Linked DNA regions of Homo sapiens: region 1 is linked to region 2. The links are chromatin contacts, found by Hi-C or POLR2A ChIA-PET in ENCODE. All regions are on one chromosome and are shown on one strand. The core of a region is the stretch at or near the end of the contact, and the rest is flanking DNA. Distances in the headings are between cores, read along the strand shown. Region 1 holds the start of GSPT1 (G1 to S phase transition 1). Region 2 holds the start of CARHSP1 (calcium regulated heat stable protein 1).

The links. Hi-C counts contacts between places; a loop is a spot of excess contacts on that map. ChIA-PET counts read pairs that join two places held with the same protein, here RNA polymerase II (POLR2A). Pooled maps may share reads with other maps.
Region 1: a pooled map shows a loop between it and region 2 (17-fold over the local background). The contact joins the promoter of GSPT1 here to the promoter of CARHSP1 in region 2. A Hi-C loop is called at or near these places in 7 of 50 pooled maps. POLR2A ChIA-PET finds 5 or more read pairs at or near these places in 3 of 52 experiments (B cell, T-cell and naive thymus-derived CD4-positive, alpha-beta T cell).

The regions. Positions count from the first base shown.
Region 1 is chr16:11,913,172-11,920,097 of GRCh38, forward strand. It overlaps GSPT1 (G1 to S phase transition 1), which reads right to left and starts at 2,785. Exons shown (of 15, transcript NM_002094.4): 1 at 2,198-2,785. The coding sequence starts at 2,549. RefSeq lists silencers at 1,915-1,964, 2,005-2,244, 2,335-2,404, 3,115-3,174 and enhancers at 2,229-3,166, 2,775-2,924, 4,225-4,725.
Region 2 is chr16:8,866,029-8,873,785 of GRCh38, forward strand. CARHSP1 (calcium regulated heat stable protein 1) reads right to left here and starts at 2,978. Exons shown (of 4, transcript NM_014316.4): 1 at 2,938-2,978. It overlaps CARHSP1-DT (CARHSP1 divergent transcript), which reads left to right and starts at 3,253. Exons shown (of 2, transcript NR_186721.1): 1 at 3,253-3,300; 2 at 3,585-4,011. RefSeq lists enhancers at 1-495, 496-1,135, 2,141-2,200 and a silencer at 2,341-3,300.

The DNA.
Region 1 (6,926 bases), core at 1,535-4,034, 3.0 Mb after region 2:
CCGATGCTGGCTTTTTATGGACTTAATAGTCTGGAACATGCAATCCAACAGTCTCAATATAACCCTGGACCTCAACTTAGAAAATCAGTTCTTTTCCAAATAGACATCCTACATAGGATAATTTTTTAAAAACATGAACTGGCATTTTGGTACAAGCAATTGGTAAAGTCGGTAACACCAAAATAGTTTTTTGATTAAAAACAAGAAAGTTGACCATGCTGTACGGATTCTCTTACTGACAGCTACTTCCCTACAGGTTTTCGCATCTCCAATTTCTAGCACTGTCAAAGAGAAAAAGATTAGGTGTAACTACAAATTAGCAACTATCAGGAAGAGAGAAAGCCCGCATAAGAGGTAATACCTAGTCACCAACAGTGACCATTCTAGACCAAGGTTGGTTATCCCCGGATGACTCGCTGGACAGGCTGTAAATGGAGTCCTGAGTCTAGTCAGAGTGGTGCTGGTGGCTCCACAGAAAGGAGGAAGAGCCAAGAAAGAAAATGGCTGGATAAACGGAATCTGCAAAGTAAGGTAGGGAATGGGCACTTTTAGGAGCTGAGAAGTGAACTAGGTTAGGCAGTCAAAATGGCTTGATGTAAGTCAAGAATTACAAGCTAAGCTTCCTTATTCAAGAGGAAAACATTGTCTAGAGCCGTACCACCCTGAAAGTGCTCGATCTCCTCAAAAGAAAACATCAACCACCCACACAAATAAATGCCACTGTCAACAAAACCACCAAATCAACCGTGCTGACGTACATACGTCATCAGAGTGTTTCTCCAGACACTATCCCTTTACCACGAAAGAGCAAACGGTGACAAAAGTTTCTGTAGAAACCAAACTCCTGGAGCACTTTTATAATGTCCACTTATCTAAGAACCACCACAATACAGAACTTTAAAGAGAGAAATCAACAATATGTTCTCACTTAAAATGCGCTGGATGTCATGACCCACCCCACTAACGTCCTGGCTAAATGATGAAAGGACGTTCAGCCTTTTCCTTCCTTTTTCATTTTCTCTTTAAGGAAACACTGATAGTTCCTAAAATAAGCACCATTAGGAAGAGAATACTTAAGTTCACTCATTTGACATTCCCACAAAATCAGTACCTGAAAGCAAGCTACCTACCACAAAATAAGCACCATTATGAGAATACATAAGTTCACTCACCGGATATTCCTACAACGTCAGCACCTGCAAGCATGCTACCTACGACTTAAGCAACCCCTAAGTACGGGAAGATGTTTAAAAACCAAAGTTAACTCGAAATTTTATGGATTAGAAAATGTATGTCTACTAGCTACGGTCAGAAAGACACGTGAGAACTATTAAATTATAACAAATGCTCAAGTGTCTGAAGAAATAGACTGAACTACTGATGCACGAACACAGTGAGTTATTCCAAGCAATCTGAATAAGGTCAACGATTTTACAGCAATGAAAATTCTCTAAACGTGTCGCTGACAAAGGATAAAAGTGTAAGCTTCACTTTAAAAAGACACAAATCAATATAGTCTCCTATCACACATTAAGTGAGGAATCCTAACTTTGTGGCACTTTGTAAACTTTAGAAGCGTACACAATGCTAAGGGTAAAACAGATCTTGGTATTGATAGCCAAGTTTCTGCCCGATCACAAGGCTGCAATGCATCTTGGGATTCCTTCAGGACGGTTGGGGGCCACGGACAGTTTAAACCGTAATTACAGTTTCAATAGTAGAAAACGCAGCAGAAGACGCTCTCTCGGCTGGGCCTAAGGTGAAAGGAAAACTCGGCCATTCGTCCTCCCCAACTCCTGGGATCTCTAAACGCCCACCCAAATGACTCCTGGCTCCATCTGTCCTCATTCTGCGCCTCGTGGCAGGGATCCGCCGCGGCCCCCACTCCGTTCCATACGGTTCCCATCTCAAGTGGGTAACTGCGGACTCCAGAGCAGGGCAGGGGCGCGGAGGGGCGGCACTCGGGTCCGGGTCTTTGGGCGCGCTGCCCGCTGTCCGCTCCCCGCCCGGCCACCGCCGCGGGCCGCCCCGCGAAGGCCGGCTCCCGGGCTCGGGGCGCCCCACCCAGGCAGACGGCGCCACTGTCAGCGCCCCACGTGCCGACCGGGCCCCAGGGCCGCGCGCCCCCGGACCGCACCCCTACGCCATGTGGGCTCCGGCGCCCGGCCGGACTTCCTCCCGCGTCCCGGGCCTTTACCCGCACGGCCTCCCGCGCCGCTGCCGGCTCCGTGGTTATTGGCGGCGCCGCCAACTGGGGGTGGCGGCGCTGCCGGGCCCCGCAGGAAGGACGGCACGAACTCGGCGGCGTGGACGTTGGGCACGAAGGGCTTGGCGTTGACGTTGAGTTGCCGGCTGAAGGCCGCGCTGAGGTTCTCCCGCTGGGCCTCGGCCGCCGCCGCCAGGGAGCCGCCGCCGCCGCAAGGGCCCGGCCCGGGGGCTTCCATGTCCGCCTGGTCCCAGCAGTCAGGCGCCGAGTCGCTGCTGCTGCTGCCGCTGCTGCTCCCGCCGCCGCCGCCGCCGCCGCCGCCGCCGCCACTGCCCGGATCCATGATCGGGGGGGCCGTGTGTGTGGTGGACAGAGAGCGGGAAATGGAGGCAGGGGCGCCCGGCCGGAGAGGAGTGGGCAACGCTGACTGAGGGAAGGCGGCGGGGCAGAAGGGCCGGGAGCTAGCGACAAAGATCCCCGGCGTCGCCGCGGCAGCAGCTCCAGTCCCGACTCCACACTCGCGACGACGACAGAGGCGGCGGCGGCGGCAGCTCAACCCTCCTCCTCGTGTGTGTGAGCGGATCTCCTCCCACCCAACCACCTCCGACGGCCTCACAGCCAACCCCACCCCCGGCGCGGATTGACCCCTCGCCGCCACCCGTACCTTCGCCTCGGTAGTTCTCTGTTCTGGCCGCCCCCGTTTCCGGCTATTTAGCGCGGCGGGAGGTGGAACTACAAGTTCCGGCAGCGCCCGCGCTACCCCGCTGCGGTTTTCCCGGGGGCCGACGGGAGTCGAAGTTCAGGGACAGGGCGCAACCGGAAGCGGCTCCGGCTCCCGGCAGGCAACGCGAGGAGGCGGAGGTCTGGTGGCCGCTCGGCGGCCCCACCTGTCACCTGGTGGGGGGGCAGCGGCAGGCCCTGGTTGGTGCAGCTCTGTGCTGGGCCGAAGACCGAGAGTATTTTAGCCCATAGGAGGGGTCCACTCTGGCCTGCTGGACACAGGCTGGGGGAAAACGGACAGCATCTATAACATGGGGAAGAAAAATACACTCAGCTCCCGAAAATTCTTGTACTCTCTTTTCACCACCTTTCCTGCGTTCTCTGCCTCACAGTCTCCGTACCTTATTCTCTCTCCACCTTCTTTCTCCTCACCCCCAGCCAGATTTTGCCCTTCATTTCAAAGCCGGTGCAGATTGCAAAGCTGATTTCATTTTATGTAATCATTTCGTGGAAGAAACAATAAAACCGTGAGATATTCCGGCTTAAAACTGCAGTGTGGCTCATAAAGCGCTGGGGCCCAGGCTCTGCCCAGGCAGAAGGGATTGTTAACTGGAAAATTTCAATGACTCACCGTTTGTTTGACTAGTCATATAAAGCCTTCACCCAAATTTTTCCATCCTTTCCTCCTCCCCGCCAAAGGGTTTGCAAATTAAACAGAGGATTGCCGTATTCCATGGTGTATCCGGCTTACCTAACAGGGTTATTTTGGTGAGTCTAGCTTCCTTATGCACCATTACGTGAAGTGGTTTCCTTTTGAATGGTCTGATTTGCTCAAGAATTCCCATAGTACTTTTCATCGACTGCATCTTACACTTACAGATTAGGTAAACCTGGGAAAAGAACAAAAGCAAACGAGAAATACTTAAGAGTTCGCATTTAGGCCCTTCATGAAGTAGGAAAAAATGTTGCTCTGAGTACCTGTTAAGCTTTCCTGTAATTCACCCATGTGGAGCCCAAGACAGAGAAAAACATATTGTTAGTATTTTTCTGAAAGGAGTCTAGACAGGGTGCAACTAATCTGCCTAGAAATTACAGACTAAAGAAGCACATACATAGAATAGATGTTTCTGAACAACCTTAGGTTGTTAAAAAAAAAAAAAACCTAACAAAATCCAGATCTAGATCTGTATTTTAATTTTCTTTTTTCTTTTTTTTGAGACGGAGTCTTGCTCTGTAGCCCAGGCTGGAGTGCAGTGGCGCGATGTCGGCTCGCTGCAAGCCCGCCTCCCGGGTTCACAACATTCTCCTGCCTCAGTCTCCGGAGTAGCTGGGACTAGAGGCGCCCGCCATCACGCCCGGCTAATTTTTTTTGTATTGTTATTAGAGACGAGGTTTACACCGTGTTAGACAGGATGGTCTGGATCTCCTGACCTCGTGATCCGCTCGTCTCGGCCTCCCAAAGTGCTGGGATTACAGGCGTGAGCCACCGCGCCCGGCCGATCTGTATTTTAATTTTAAACATCTGTATTGTAAAGATAAAAGAGAACTCAGCCTAATGAGATAGGTCAAAAACGAAGCTGTCAAGTATTTTTCAAAAGAGTCCTAGGCTACAGTAATTTGAATTTAATATTAAACTACCAAGCTTTAGGGATTAAAAAAACACATACCGGCCAGGCGCAGTGGCTCACACCTGTAATCTCAGCAATTTGGGAGGCCGAGGCAGATGGATCACGTGAGGTCAGGAGTTCGAGACCAGCCTGGCCAACGTGGTGGAACCCCCGTCTCTACTAAAAATACAAGTTAGGCCGGGCGCGGTGGCTCACGCCTGTAATCCCAGCACTTTGGGAGGCCAAGGTGGGCGGATCACGAGATCAGGAGATTGAGACCATCCTGGCTAACACGGTGAAACCCTGTCTCTACTGAAAATACAAAAAATTAGCCGGGCGTGGTGTGCGGGCGTCTGTATTGCCAGCTACTCAGGAGGCTGAGGCAGGAGAATGGCGTGAAACCAGGAGGCGGAGCCTGCAGTGAGCCGAGATCGCGCCACTGCACTCCAGCTTGAGCGACAAAGCGAGACTCTGTCTCAAAAAACAAACAAAAAAAGCGATCCACCTGCCTCAGCTTCCCAAAGTGCTGGGCTTATCGGTGTGAGCCACCACACCCGGCAGAGTTTGCCTCTGCTTAATAGGAAGTTTTGGTTATAGCCTATTATTATACCTGAAGACCTCACTGAATCATACTTAACAATGTCCATTTTAAAGTTGGTATTAAGTGACTGTCAGATTTACAGAGAACTTAACAACTGTTATGAAAATTAGAACTTCATTTATGCGAGACCTGTATTGCTATTGAATAAAAGATTTTCATCTTATATTCACAAGAAAAAATACAATGTGTTCTAAATGAAATGCCTTCTCTTTCCAGATTTTCACTCCCCACCCACCCACCCCTAAGAAAATGTCAACACAATCAGCTGACTCAAATAATGAACTACACATCCTTCTCTAAGCATTTTGTCTTTGAATACTACTCTCCTCCATGTAGCACTCCTACAGCACTGAATGATCACTTTCTCATAGGTTAGTTCTTCACATCTAATTGAATTAGCAGAGTTTCCTTCTGCCTGGTACTTTTTCTAGGGACAAAGGCAGAAACTGCTCAGACTGCTGCTTAGAAAAGCAGTTGATGTCATTAATTTCCTTGTCTCTGAATAGGATAATTATGGATATTCAGGAAAAAATCCACTCCATTGGTTTTCCAAAGCTTTGACCTGCCAAACAGAGCTCCAGCGGAAAAGGGAAAAGTCTTTCTTGTTAGTTGTGCTAAGTTGTGTGTAAGTTGTGCGACTTGAGGGCAGGGTCTTACCTTAATCTTCTTTACATTTCCACTGCCTAGTGTAATGCCCGGTGTATAAAAGGTGCTTAATCAATTTAGCTGGGATGATACTGTCCTTTGATACTCATTTAAGACTGCTGACACATAGGGCTAATAATTTTATTTATTTATTTATTTTTTAAATAACTTGAGACTCTTGAGACAGAGTCTCGCTCTGTCGCCCAGGCTAGAGTGCAGTGGTATGATCTCAGCTCACTGCAACTTCCACCTCCCAGGTTCAAGCGATTCTCCCACCTCAGCCTCCTGAGTAGCTGGGATTACAGGTGTGCACCACCACGCCCAGCTAATTTTTGTATTTTTAACAGAGACGGGGTTTCACCATGTTGGCCAGGATGGTCTCAATTTCTTGACCTTGTGATCTGCCCTCCTTGGCCTCCCAAACTGTTGGGATTACAGGCGTGAGCCACCACGCCTGGCCTGTATTTTTTTTTAGTAGAGACAGGGTTTCACCTTGTTGGCCAGGCTGGTTTCAAACTCCTGATCTCAAGTGATCTGCCTGCCTTGGGCTCCTAAAGTGCTAGGATTACAGATGTGAGCCACCGCACTTAGCTATTTTAATTTAATTTAATTTTATTTTTTGAGATGGAGTCTTGCTCTGTTGCCCAGGCTGGAGTGCAGTGGAGCAATCTTCACGCACTGCAACCTCTACCTCCCAAGTTCAAGCAATTCTCCTGCCTCAGCCTCCTGAGTAGCTGGGATTATAGGTGCCCGCCACCCCCCCTCCCCAACCCCCTGGTAATTTTTCTATTTTTAGTAGAGACAGGGTTTCACCATATTGCCCAGGCTGATCTGGAACTACTGACCTCAAGTGATCCTCCTGCCTCAGCCTCCCAACGTGCTAGGATTACAGGCATGAGCCACCACACCCCACCCCAGGACTAATAATTTAGAAAACTTAGGAAAAATCAGAGTTTTTCCTACTCTCACACACAAGTCACCGCTCAACACAGAGTACAGTCCTCTCTGGGTAGAGGAAGGGGATTAGTTCCAGGAGCCCTTCAGATACAAAAATCCAACCATACTAAAATCCCACAATCTATACTGTGTGTATGAAAGGTCAGCCCTCCCTACACTTGAGTTCCTGCATCCTGAGAATCCCGTCTTT
Region 2 (7,757 bases), core at 1,728-4,227:
CTGCAGCCTCAACCTCCTGGGCTCAAGGGATCCTCTCACTTCAGCCTCCCAAGTAGCTGGGACTACAGGCGTGTGCTACCACACCCAGCTAATTTTTTTATTTTTTGTAGAGACAAGGTCTCACTGTGTTGTCCAGGCTGGTCTCGACCTCCCAGGCTCAAGAGATTCTCCCACCCCGGCCTCCCAAAGTGCTGGGATTACAGGCTCCAGATTCCTGGCCAAGATTCTACATTTCTAAGGCGCTCCCAGTGAGGCAGCTGTCCCTGACCCAGGGAACACGGCAGTAGCCGGGCTACACTGGCCCATCTCACAGCCCAAGGCTTAACAGTGCAGGAGGTGGAAGGGAAATGGCGCAGGGATCGGGGTGAGACTCTAGCAGAGTAGCGAAGTTACCTTAGTGCACCTGGGTTCCTCCTTTGTAAACAGACAGAGACACTGAGCTGACCCATCCCAGTCTCCAGCGCAGCTGAGCCCCAGCCTGGGAGAACTGCCGGCACGTGGGCCGAGAGGCGGGGCGGGTCAGCTGAGCCCAGATAGAAGGGTCCCTGGAAGCGATAGAGGCCGAGAACGAGCCAGAGGTTGACGCAGCAGCGTCAGGCTGGCCTAGCCACATTCCCCTCCATTGTTCCGGGGAGAGCGGGGGGTCTGGCGAGGGAGGAGCAGAGAGAGAGGAGGGGGAGGGACACGAAGGGATGGGGGTTGGAGTGTCCAGGGGGAGGGACGGGAGGCAAAGGGGAGGGGGCAGCCAGGCCGGAGTCAGCCCTCCGCTGGCTAAGGACCTGAAGCCAACAGTCACAGAGAAGTGCAAACAGGCGGGCAGGGAAGGTGCAGCCCGGCGCCTACGTCTGCCCAGAGCCCCCTCCCAGGCCCCGCCAAGCTGGGAATAGCTCTTCCGCCCTCAGGAGCCCCTGAGTGCTGGGAAGAGGCCGGAAACCCGAGGAGTGTACCGGGAACCCAAGGGGGCCTCCAACATTGCCATTGCCTGTGCCCCCATTAGCACCCCTGGACGGCCTCGACCGGACGGGCGACCCCACCCAGCAGGGAGACGGTCACCCCACCGCCACCACCCACCTGGGACCCTGCGCCCGCCCCAGTTCTCAGCCTGGACTGCCCCTCCTGCGGGAAGCCCAAGCCCTCCTTCTCAACAAGAACCCTACTCTACACGCCTCCCCCACTCAATCCCTCCATCCTTCCCTCCATTCTCGGGGGGCTTTGGCTCAGACCTGAGATTGAGCCCTGACTGGTCCCCACTCCCTCTGTGACCCCTGCCAGGCGATTTCACCGCCCCACCCGAGTTTCCTCATCTGTCAAAGGGGACAGGAGCGGTGCTGCGTCGCAGGGCTCGGACGCTGTGCAGATGGTGCCGCGAAAATGCCAAGCGCACGGCGGGCTCAGTCCACAATAGTGCGGCTGATGGTGGAAGTGTCAGGCACGGGCCCATCTGAAATCACCTTCCCTCCCATTCCTGCCCCTGCTGATGGAACACAAACCAAATGCGCTGGCTTTGCCACTCGGTGGAACAAAGACCGATCCCCTACCTAGGGGACCCACCGTCAACCACCCTCAACCCCACCCCATGGCCCCACGCCAGGCCTAGCTCAGCTCATTGAAAACATCTACTCCCAGCCGGGCTCTGCGCCTCTTTCTTGCCCTGAAGGGACCAGCATCGAGAACTCACGGTCATCACCGAGGCCACCCAGGGAGTGCAGAGGGCGGTGGGGTCTCCAAGGAGGACCCCGAGCCCAGAGGAGGGCCAAAGGCCCGAAGGGAGGGAGAACAGAGGCAGAGAGAGGCTGGAGAAGGTAGTGGCGGAAGATAACAGGAAGCCCTGCTGAGAAGTTGGGGACTTAGACGACAATGGGACTTCGGTGGACGATTTTCAGCGTGGGGTAGATCTAAGCGGATTGTTTTTCTAAGTTCCCTCTGGCTTCAGAGTGGCAGCAAATGACAGGGGCAAGCAAGACTGGGCACAGAGAGACTGAGAAATATCAAAACAGCAAGTTAAAAAACAGTAGCTTACGTGTCTCCCGGCACGGGGCTAGCTGCCTCCTTTTACTCTCACACACCCTCTCATGCCAGAAGAAGTCAGAGCCCAGTCTGCAGATGGGGAAACTGAGGCTCCGAGAGGCCTCCTATTTGGCAGAGATTTCCCCACCTATTAAGACCCAAGGCCCTGCCTGGAGCGGGACGTCTCCGCCTCCCCCAGCACACACATCCACTCCAACCCCAGAAAACCATAGGGCCGGAGGCTTCCTTTTTAAAAATCAAAAAAGAACATTTCACTTCCGGCCTGCAAACCTGAACCGCCAGCGCAGCCTGCGGAAAGGGGGCCTGTGGGCGCGGGTGAAGTTTTTCTCCAGCGCCTAAGGCACCCCCACCCCCATCCGGGCGCAAACACCCGGGCCCAGCGCGCCCGGCGGCTCCTCCTCCCCCAGATGCGGCTAATCGCGCGGCGCCAGGACGGCTCCCCACCTCCCCCGCCGGGCCTGGCCGCCGTCCCAACCTCGAGCCACAGCTGGCGCGGCCAGGCCCGGCGGGGGGTGGCTCTGCTTCCCGCGTGCGACGCCCCCCGCGCCTCGCCCCACCGCCCGGCGAGTCCCCCGTCCAGGGCTCCCGCCCAAAGGCAAAAGCAGCGGGGAGGGCGGGAAGAGCTTCCCCTGCACGCAGAGAACAGGTGGCCAGGCGGGAAGTACTACCCGACGTCCGCCTAGAATCCTTGCCGCTGTTGCCACACCCACCCCTTCCCCTGGGGAGGAGCAACCCGCGTTCCCCAAACAGGCCCCGAGAAACCCAGCCCGGAGCCCTCCTCTGCCGAGCTAGAAGACCCTGCAGGATGGGGGACGATGGAGGCAGAGGAGGCCGAGGCCCCACCCCTGCGGCTCCCGGGGCCGCGGGCCAGGGGCGCCTATCCTGGGGTCCCCGAGAAGAGCTCCCTACCCTGCAATCCGTTCTGCTCCGCCAGCCGCTTCGCTCCGACTGAGAGCGCGGAGCTGGGGAGGGGGCGTGGCCCGAGGGGGGGTGGGGCGCCGATCCCCGCCCCCAGGAGCTCCCGGCCAATGGGGCTGCGGGAGGGAGCCCGGGACGGTGGGGGCGGGCGGGGCGGGAGTGGCCCGGACAGGACCTTTGTGTCCGCGCCTTAGACTGGCGGGAGAGCGGAACGCAGAGCGCGGGACGTAGGGGCCGGGGCGGGGCGGGGCGGGGCGGAGCTGGGCTGCACCCACCAGCAGAAAACGCCCCTGCAAAGTGGGGGAACTGTGTCCCTGCGCCCGTGCAGTTCCTTCCCCTCGCCACGCGCGCCAGGTGCGGCTCCCACCTGCCTTTGGCTCTAAAATCTGTATAATCCCGGAGGGTGTCACTTTTAGCAGAAAGGAAATAAAGGAATGAAAAGAGAGACGGAAGAAAACAAGCAAAAAACAGAAAGGAGGAAAAGGGAAAGAAAAAATACACACGCACACACACACCAGAAAAACAGGGTTTTGTTTTCTCGTTGGGGATTTTGATTTTGTTCTCTTCTCTTGTTTCATTTCTAGCCTTCCTTGAGTCCTCTGTTTTTGGAGGTAAAAAATGTTACCTCTGTTTTGCAGGAGAGGAAACTGAGGCACAGAGAGGCGACCAGCCCATGGGCACGGCCAGTCGAGAGCAGCCCCTGAAGGCGAGCCTAGATCCCGGGACCAGGGTCAGCTTGGTATTTGAGGGGCGCGGGGAAGGAGAGAGGTCCCCGGAGCTCGCCCGGGACAACAGGGCCCCCGGAGGCGGCGGTGAGGACTGTGCCTGCCTCACTCTGCAGCCCCTATTGGGGCCACTGGGGAAAAGGCCCAGCAGCGAAACCAACTAGTCCAAGCCAGGCAAGGAACCGTCCTAGACGGCTGGTGGGAACAACCGCGCAGCTGCTGTGGAAAAAGCCCGGCGGTTCCTCAAACCACGAGCCCTGGAGTCTCCATAAAACCCATCAACTCCACTCCTAGGTGTCTGCGCGCCCAAGAGAAATAAAAATGTTTGTCCACACAAAAATTTACTTGAGGCCGGGTGCGGTGGCTCACGCCTGTAATTCCAGCTCTTTGGGAGGCCGAGGCAGGAGGATCACTTGAGCTCAGGAGTTGGAGACCAGCCTGGCCAACATGGCGAAACCCCGTGTCTATGAAAAATACAAAAATTTGCCGGGCTTGGTGGCGGGTGCCTGTAATCCCAGTTACTTGGGAGACTGAGGCAGGAGAATCACTTGAACCCGGGAGGTGGAGGTTGCAGTGAGCCAGGATCATGCCACTGCACTCCAGCCTGGGCGACAGCGAGTCTCCGTCTCGGGGGGGAAAAAAAGTTAAAAATAAATAAATAGGCCGGGCGCGGTGGCTCACGCCTGTAATCCCAGCACTTTGGGAGGCCGAGGCGGGCGGATCACGAGGTCAGGAGAACGAGACCACGGGGAAACCCCGTCTCTATTAAAAATATTAAAAATTAGCCGGGCGCGGTGGCGGGCCCCTGTAGTCCCAGCTACTCGGGAGGCTGAGGCAGGAGAATGGCGTGAACCCGGGAGGCGGAGCTTGCAATGAGCCGAGATAGTGCCACTGCACTCCAGCCTGCCTGGGCGACAGAGCAAGACTCCATCTCAAAAATAAATAAATAGATAAATAATGATTTACTTGTTGGGCTGGGCGTGGTGGCTCACGCCTGTAATCCCAGCACTTTGGGAGACCGAGACAGGAGGATCTCTTAAGCCCAGGAGTTTATGACCAGCCTGGACAACATAGTAAGACCCCTTCTTTACCAAAAAAAAAAAAGTTTTAATTAGCCAGGAGTAGTAGCACCCACCTGTAGTCCCAGCTACTGGGGAGGCTGAGGTGGGAGGATCCCTTGAGCCCAGGAGATCGAGGCTGCTGTGATCCGTGACTGCACTGCTGCACTCCAGCCTGGGTGACAGAGTAAGATTTATAGCAGTATTACTCATAGTAGCCAAAAGGGAGAAACAGCTCAGATGTCCATCAAGTGATGAAAGGATAAACAAAATGTTGTGTATCTATACAGTAGACAACTATTCACTCATCAACAGGAATGAAATCTTGATGCAAGCTACAACATAGAGGAACCTTGAAAATATGCTAAGAGAAAGAAGCCACACAAAGGCCGCACTTTGTGTGATTCCATCTGTATGAAATGTTCTGAATGGGCAAATCTCTAGAAACAGGAAGTAGATTAAGGGTTGCCAGAGGCTGGGGGTGGGGGTGCGGGCTAGACGGTTGATACTTAAAAGGTACAGGGGTTTCTTTTTGAGATGATGAAAATGTGCTGAAAGTGATGGTGGCGATAGTTGCACAAGTCCGTGGATATACTAAAAATCATTGCATTGTGTGCTTTCAATGGGTGAACTGTATGGTGTGTGAATTATGACTCAGTTAAGCTGTTTTTAAAAAGTCAAGGCCAGGCACAGTGGCTCATGCCTGTAACCCCAGTACTTTGGGAGGCCTGGGAGGGCGGATCACTTGAGCTCAGGAGTTCACAACCAGCCCAGCCAACATGGTGAAACCCTGTCTCTACTAAAAATACAAAACTTATCCCGGTATGATGGTGCACACCTGTTATCCCAGCTACTCGGGAGGCTGAGGCATGAAAATTGCTTGAACCTGAGAAGTGGAAGTTGCAGTGAGCCGAGATTGTGCCACTGCAGTCCAGCCTGGGCGACAGAGCCAGACTCCACCTCAATAAATAAATAAATAAACAAATAAACAAGCGGGGACACTGGGGTGGGGGTGGGGGGAGGCCATGACCAGGAGGGGCACAAGGTGGGATTCTAGGATCTGGTAAACTTCTGTCCCTCAGTCTGGGTACCTGGGTGGGTTCACTTTATGAAAATTCATCCACGGCCAGGTGCTGTGGCTCATGCCCATAATCCCAGCTACTTGGGAGCCCAAGACAGGAGGATGCCTAGAAGCCAGGAGTTCAAGACAAGCCTGGGCAACATAGCATATTTTATTTCTAAAATTAAAAAAAGAGGAAGAAAGAAAGGGAGGGAGGGAGGAGTGAGAGAGAGAGAAAGAAAGAAAAAAGAAAAAGGGCTGGGCACAGTGGCTCATGCCTATAATCCCAACACTTTGGGAGTCTGAGGCAGGCACATCATGTGAGCGCAGGTGTCAGAAGTTACAGTGAGCTATGATCATGCCACTGCACTCCTGGGCAACAGAGGGAGGCCCTGTCTGTAAACAAACAAACAAACACGGACTTTGCTTTTTAGGGCAGTTTAGGTTTACAGCAAAATTGAGCAGAAAGGGCTGGGCCTAGTGGCTCACACCTGTAATCCCGGCACTTTGGGAGGATCACCAGAGGTCAGGATTTGAGACCAGCCTGGCCAGCATGGTGGAACCCTGTCTTTACTAAAATAACAAAAATTAGCTGGGCGTGGTGGTAGCGCCTGTAATCCCAGCTACTCAGGAACCTGAGGCTGCAGAATTGCTTGAACCCAGGAGGCAGAGGTTGCAGTGAACCGAGATCGCGCCACTGCACTCCAGCCTGGGCACCAGAGTGAGTCTCCATCTCAAAAAAAAAAAAAATAGCTGGATGTGGTGGCACATGCCTCTGGTCCCAACTACTTGGGAGGCTGAGGCAGGAGGATACATTGAGCCCAGTAAGTCGAGGCTGCAATGAGCCATGATTGCACCACTGCACTCCAGTCTGGCAATACAGTGAGAAATCCCGTCTCAAAACAAAACAAAACAAAACAAAAAAACTGACCAGGCGTGGTGGCTCACACCTGTAATCCCAGCACTTTGGGAGGCTGAGGCAGGCGGATCACCTGAGGTCGGGAGTTTGACACCAGCCTGAGCAACATGGAGAAACCCAGTCTCTGACAAACTACAAAATTAGCTGGGCATGGTGGTGCTTGCCTGTAATCCCAGCTACACGGGAGGCTGAGGCAGGAGAATCAACCGGGAGGTGGAGGTTGCCGTGAGTTGAGATCGCACCATTGCGCACCAGCCTGGGCAACAAGAGCGAAACTCCATCTAAAAAAAAAAAAAAATGCTGAGCAGAAAATACAGGGATTTTCCAAACACTCCTGACCAGCACACACGCACAGCACCCCCTCGCTATCCACATCACACGCCCGAGTGGTACATTTGTTACAGTGGGTGAACCTACACTGACACGTCATCGCCCAGAATCCGTGGTTTAAATGCGGGTCACTCCTGGAGCTGTACGTTCTATTTGTTTGAACAAATGTATAATGGCATGGATCTCCCATTACAGTGTCATACAGAGTTCTTTCACTCCCTGAAAAATCCTGTTTTCCAACAGCTTTATTGAGATATAACTGACATCCAATTAAATGCACACATTTAAAGTGTATAGTCTTTTGTTGTTGTTGCTGTTGTTGTTGACATGGAGTCTCATTCTGTCACCCAGGCTGGAGTGCAGTGGTGCGACCTTGGCTCATTGCAACCTCCACCTCCTAGGCTCAAGCCATCCTCCCACCTCAGCCTTCCCAGTAGCTGGGACCACAGGTGCGCAACACCAAGCCTGGCTAATTTTTTTCAATTATTTTTAGTAGAAACCGGGTTTTCTATGTTGCCCATGCTGGTCTCGAACTCCTGAGCTCAAGCAATCCACCTGCCTCTCTGCCTCCCAAAAGTGCTGGGATTACAGGCCTGAGCCACCGCGCCCGGCCTCGTGTACGAGTCTTTGTAGGGACAAGTTTTCATTTCTCTTGGGTCAACACTAGGGTTGGAGTGGCATTTATCACAGCTAGGGGCAGTAGAATCCATACGAAGTTG